Linked DNA regions of Homo sapiens: region 2 is linked to region 1. Evidence: chromatin loops called from intact Hi-C (ENCODE). Cell type or tissue: tibial artery. All regions are shown on one strand. Each heading gives the region's core, and the rest is flanking DNA. Links, peaks and the distances in the headings are about the cores only. Region 1 overlaps ZNF710 (zinc finger protein 710). Region 2 overlaps ARPIN-AP3S2 (ARPIN-AP3S2 readthrough).

Region 1 (2,904 bases), core at 85-2,584:
ACTAATTTCAATTAGTTTCTAATACTAATTGATTTCTAATACTCATCAAAATAAGTACGTAACGATAAAACTAGGAGACCACCTAAATGGTCCCATCTGGGACTTTGGAAAGTACTGGATGAAAAAGTGGCAGGAGGGGCAGGCAGATGCCCAGGCCCTGGGAACGGCCTTACCTTGTGGGTGAGGGAGTGCTGCTTGAGGTGGTGAATCTGGCTGAACTCCATGCCGCATTCAGTGCACACGAAGGGTCGCACGTTCTGGTGCTTGAGCATGTGGTTCTGCAACTGGCTGCGGTAGTGGAAGGACTTGTCACACTCGAGGCACTGGTAGAGGGTGGGGCCCTGGTGGGAGGCCAGGTGGCGCTTGAGCTGGGTCAGGGTGGAGAAGTCCAGGCCGCACTCGACGCAGACATGGCAGCGGCCACTCTCATGCTTCACTTCGTGGGCCTTGAGCTCGCTGGGGTAGGCGAAGCCGCGGCCGCAGAAGTGGCAGCTGTAGGGCTTGACCTCCGAGTGCAGCAGCATGTGGCGCTTGAGGTGGCTGGTCTGCGTGAAGGCCTTGTGGCATACCTGGCACTTGTGGGGCCGGGTGCCCTGGTGCGTCAGCAGGTGCGTCTGCAGGTGGCTGGGCTGCTTGAAGAGCTTGCTGCAGTGTGGGCACGAGTGTGGCTTGATGCCGTTGTGGCCCAGGATGTGCGTCACCAGGTTGTACTTGGACGTGTAGGACTTCTCGCACATGCGGCACTGCCAGCGCTTCTGGCGGTCGCCCGCCTCCACCAGATAGGAGTCGTCAATCTGCACGTTGATGTCCAGCCGATCCAGCTGGGCCTTCTTGTGGCGTTCCACGGTCGAACCCGCCGTGTCAGCCTCGAACTCACTGGCCTCCTGCCACACGAAGCCCTGTTCCGGCTTGACAGGCTCCGGGGACTCCATGCTGGGGGCCTCGGGGTCACTCAGGGGGGCCAGGTGGGGTGGCTCGAACCCACACTCTGTGGGCAAGGCCTCTGGCCCAGGCAGCGCCATGCTGGGCTCGGGGAAGCCATCCCGGGCCGGGGCCGGGAAGTGAGGGTCATATGGGGCCACGTTCAGCTCCGGCCTCGGGGTTCGGGGCAGATGCCGGAGCGTCCGGGGCTTGCGGCTGAAGGCGCTGAGGTCGATCATCTTGACGGCGCTGCTCTGCACCAGGGCGTCGCAGCCGCCACTGGCCGCCTCGGCGGGGGCTTCTGCTGGCCCTGCGTCCTTGTCGTCACCTGGCACAGAAACCTCATAGACCTCCTGTTCCTCCTCCTCCACCTTCTCGAACTTGACCTTGGGCACCAACCGCACAGGTGGCCGCGTCTTCCGCCGGGTGTGCTTCTCACAGGCTGCCTCCACCTCCAGCACCTCCTCCTCCGCCGGCTCCTCCAAGGCCCTCCCGTTGCAGGCCAGCTGGTAGACGTCGGGGCCTGGTGGCTCGGGCTCTCCCATGGCTGCCCCTGAAAGCTCGGGCCCCAGGTCCGGGTAGAAGGCCTCGGCGCTTATGGTAGCTCCAAAGAGCTCATTTTCGGAGACCAGGCCAAGCACGGCGGCCTGAGCCAAGGACAGCACCACCACGGCGTCCGTCTGTGTCCCTGAGTCCATGAAGCCCTCCATCCCGTGACGGCTAGCTAGGAGGGCATCGCTGTGGGTGGAGAAGGGAAGGTTAATATTGCTGGCTCACTCCTGCACAGACAGACAACAGACACAGCACAGACAAGGGCTTGGCTGATTTTGGGTGTGTCTGGCTCTGATGTCTTTTCTACTCCTGGCCTTGGGAACAGGGCACACTTGTTATTATAGGGAGCAGTGATTCCTGCTGTGTATCTGACCATCTCCTCCATCTCCCTGGGAGATCCTGGGGTAAGCTCTGCCCCCTTGCTGGCCTCAGTCTTCCCATCTGTACAACAGGGAGGTGGGATTTCCTCAATTGTTCTCAAATTGTGTTCTACAGGTCCTTCAAGAATTCCTTAAAAAGACCGGGCATGGTGGCTCACATCTGTAATCCCAGCACTTTGGGAAGCCAAGATGGGCAGATCACCTGAGGTCAGCAGGAGTTTGAGACCAGCCTGGCCAACATGGTGAAATCCTGTCTCTACTAAAAATACAAAATTAGCTGGGCGTGGTGGCCGGCACCTGTAATCCCAGCTATAGGAGGCTGAGGCAGGAGAATCACTTGAACCTGGGAGGCGGAGGTTGCAGTGAGCCGAGATCGCGCCACTGCACTCCAGCCTGGGCAGCAAAGTGACACTCTGTCTCAAAAAAAAAAAAAAAAAAAAATCCTTAAAAATCGGATTCAAAAATGCAAAAAATAAAGATTCCACTATTTAAAAACTGATTTTAAAAGGCCCACCTACTCAAATGTAATATGTGCCACATTCTAACACATTCTACTGTAGCCCCACTGGCTTTGTTGCCAAAGTAATTAATTTGCACAGACCTTGGGACTGTGCGGTGAGGTGTTAACTGTCATTATTGGTAATGGCTCGGCTGTATGAACGAGAACGTATGGCAGAAACACAATATAAAAAAATAAACTAGGTGCTGAGGCCAATCTCAAACACTGGCTGTCACTTGTCAGCCCCGACGATAAACATCTGCATCTATCACAAGCAGTTGTTGTTTTTCTTGATTAGCTAAATGTTATACATTTAAATATCTAAATTTATACTGATAAAAATATCACTTTTATCTGATTTTATACGTTGGAGTTCCATGTCCGATCTGATTTGAAAGAAGAGCTCCTTGACAGCTAACATGTTTGAGGCCACTATCCGAATTGAATGCTCAAACAGGCTCCCAAGTTCACATTCACAATCTCTCAACTAACGTTTTTTTCTTTCTTTTTGATTAGAGATGGGGTCTTGCTCTGTTGCCCAGGCTACTGTGA
Region 2 (2,904 bases), core at 121-2,620, 160 kb after region 1:
CCTTCACACACATGATCTTGTGTCAACATCAGAGGAGCAGAGTGAGGCAGCTGTTTTCCTCCCCATTTTGTAGATAAGACTGAGGCTCTGGTTCCAGTAACTCCCAGTGGCCTTGTAGGAGGGGGCCATAGCTTGATCTTAGGGCAGCCTGACAAGGTTCCTCCTGGCATCTGGGCAATGCCCCAGCCTTTGGGACCCTTTGGAGATCCCTATGTCGGAAGCACGGGGAAAGGAGCTGCTCAGTACCCAGCCTTCTCAGGGCTGGGTAAATAGGAGACACGGGTGAGATTTGCTGAGGACTGACAAAACTGGCTATCCTTTCTTTCCCTTTCATCCCCAGGGGAAATGGTGTCCTGCTGGAGGGAGAACTGATCGATGTATCTCGGCACAGCATCTTGGACACTCATGGCAGGAAGGTGAGGATGCTTCCTCGGTGCTAGCTAGAGGGCACTGACTTCACGGTCATCATCCACTGTGGCATCTCCTTGTGCTGGGTCCTTCCAGTGCCATGAGTTGGGATTCTTGATGGGCTTAGAAAGCAAGTGGGAAGTAGGTCAGGAGATTTATAGCCAAATGGGACCACCAGCTGGAAGAATAGTTTAAGGCTGTGTTGAGCAGCAGACAGGTGGGAGGGCCTGTGTTCTTGCCAGAAGAGCCTGGGTCATGGCTGAGAAGGCAGACCAGGCCCTAAACCCCAGTCTTGCCTGAATGTAAACTCTGACAGTGTCTGGGGCTTCAGTTCCCATGTTGATGTCCTGGCTGCCTTTGCCCTCTCAGCCTCCTGGGGTCATGTCCTGTATCACCACCCCATCTCAGGTGTCTGTGGGTACACCTGGCATTTACCATCCAGTACTAGCCTGTGTCTTTTTTCGGAGCGCTAGTTCCGACTTTCCACTCCCCCTTCAAATAGCCCCACCTAGATGTGCTGACCACCTTATCTCCTTGATCTCTATAACTGAGCTTGGTCTCTAAAAATGCCCCCTCCAGTAGGGCCAGAGGCCTGGTGCTACATGGAGCCTGCATGTCCCTCCTGTACCCCATGAGAACAGCTCAGCACTATTTTCATGTCAGGCGGTATTTTGCTGCACCCTCCCCTCCTTAGCACACAGTGGGCAGGTGGGAACACCCATCAGAGCCCCTAGCTAGCCTGCCCAGGAGAGCCCAGCAGTGTCTCCATGCTGATGTGGGGCTTGCTTGCCTCATCTGCCGTCAGGCAGGGCCTTCTCCTAGCCCCTCTTAAAACTTGCCTCCTCTGAGTTCCATTCCTGGTGATGGTGCAGTTGCCCTCCCAGCCACCGGGCTGGGAACCCTCACTGTCTCCTCCCCAGGTAAGCAATGCCAGGCCCTGCTGGCATTGGGCCCTTGCCCATTCCTCCCCCTCCCTTGCCTTCCCTTCCTCTTTCCATGGCTGCTTACCTGAGATGGGCCCTCAGCCTGTCCTGATAAAACCTTGCACCTGTCCCCCTGCCTTCTGGCTGTCCCCAGAACTCATCCCTGCCCTGCTGCCAATAGGACAAATGTCTTTCCAGAAATACATCTCTGAGGGTCTCACTGCTGCTCAGAAACCTTTCAGGATTCCTTGTCCATCAAATAAAATCCAAACTCCGAATGCCAACTCAAGACCTGTCCTGAACCAAGCCCACTTGCTTTCCCAGCCTGGGCTCCCAGAAGGCCTCCAGGTGCCCTGCGTGGCTCAAACATGCACAAGGGCCTCTTGGCTTTTATTTCCTATACTGTCCCAGGCTTTTAATATTATTCCTACAGCTTCTTATTCCCACAGTTGGCAGACCTCCCTACCCTCCAAGACTTCATCTTTCTTGATTCCACCAGGATGTGGCCTCCTATTCTTCAGGCCCTGGGAGCATTTCACCCACCTGCCTTGAACAACTGGCAAACAGCACTTATAGCACAGTTCACGCTTGGCACTGTGCTTGCCCCTCTGTTATCTCATTGAACCCTCATAATATTCTTAAACACAGACATCACGTTATCCCCATGTGATGGGGAAACTGAGTGGTTTGTCCCAGGCTGTTGGAAGGGGCAGAGTGGCTGCCCTCACCCAGGGCTCCTTTTCAGTGCCCTTTCCATTGCACCTTGGCAGCGCCCATTCCTGCTTCATGGTATTTGCGGTCCTCGGGCTTGGGTTATGGTTTTGTTTTGTTTTGTTTTTGTTTTTTGAGATGAAGTCTCATTCTGTCTCCCCGGCTGGAGTACAGTGGCAGGATCTCGGCTTACAGCAACCTCCGCCTCCTGGGCTCAAGCGATTCTCCTGCCTTAGCCTCCTGAATAGCTGGGATTACAGGCACATGCCACCACACCTGGCTAATTTTTTATATTTTTGATGGAGACAGGGTTTCACCATGCTGGCCAGGCTGGTCTCGAACTCCTGACCTCGTGATCCACTCGCCACTGCCTCCCAAAGTGCTGGGATTACAGACGTGAGCCACTGTGCCCAGCCCAAGTTATGGTTTTCTATATATACTTTTTGTCTTTGGCTGTGTGGAAGCCCTGGGCTTGCCCTGTTAGGAACTTCTAGCAGGGCTCATTATATGCGGCAGGTGCTCTTGTGAACCCATGAATGCATAAGTATTTGGGGGCAGAGGGAGCATCTGCCTAGCTTGAACATCTTTTGGAGCTGAGGTGGGCTTCTAGGGTAGATGTGAGGTTGGCGGGGCTGCAGCCGGAGCCCAGAGTGTGTGTGTTGTGGGATGAAGCCGCCCCCTCACTCTCTGTCTGCCTGGCCCCAGGAGCGCTACTACGTGCTGTATATCCGGCCCAGTCACATCCATCGCCGTAAATTCGACGCCAAGGGAAATGAAATCGAGCCCAACTTCAGCGCCACCAGGAAGGTGAACACGGGCTTCCTCATGTCGTCCTACAGTAGGTATCCTCTGCCCTCCCTCT

What was found. Peaks named below come from ENCODE experiments on the same cell type or tissue, not always from the same donor. Only the 100,000 strongest peaks of a DNase experiment are listed, where the experiment ranks them.
Region 2: it touches region 1 in a loop (4-fold over the local background); 56 of 110 quality-filtered maps call a loop at or near these places.

The regions. Positions count from the first base shown.
Region 1 is chr15:90,065,865-90,068,768 of GRCh38, reverse strand. It overlaps ZNF710 (zinc finger protein 710), which reads right to left. Exons shown (of 5, transcript NM_198526.4): 2 at 174-1,659. The coding sequence starts at 1,631. Among named protein-coding and RNA genes, the nearest start is that of ZNF710-AS1, 15 kb to the left of the region's middle. In tibial artery, for the core only: no CTCF peak of the experiment used is centred there; no DNase peak of the experiment used is centred there.
Region 2 is chr15:89,908,256-89,911,159 of GRCh38, reverse strand. ARPIN-AP3S2 (ARPIN-AP3S2 readthrough) reads left to right here. Exons shown (of 10, transcript NM_001199058.2): 2 at 341-416; 3 at 2,748-2,880. ARPIN (actin related protein 2/3 complex inhibitor) reads left to right here. Exons shown (of 6, transcript NM_182616.4): 2 at 341-416; 3 at 2,748-2,880. Among named protein-coding and RNA genes, the nearest start is that of ARPIN, 3.2 kb to the left of the region's middle. RefSeq lists a silencer at 1,863-2,047. In tibial artery, for the core only: no CTCF peak of the experiment used is centred there; a DNase peak (open chromatin) is centred at 1,179.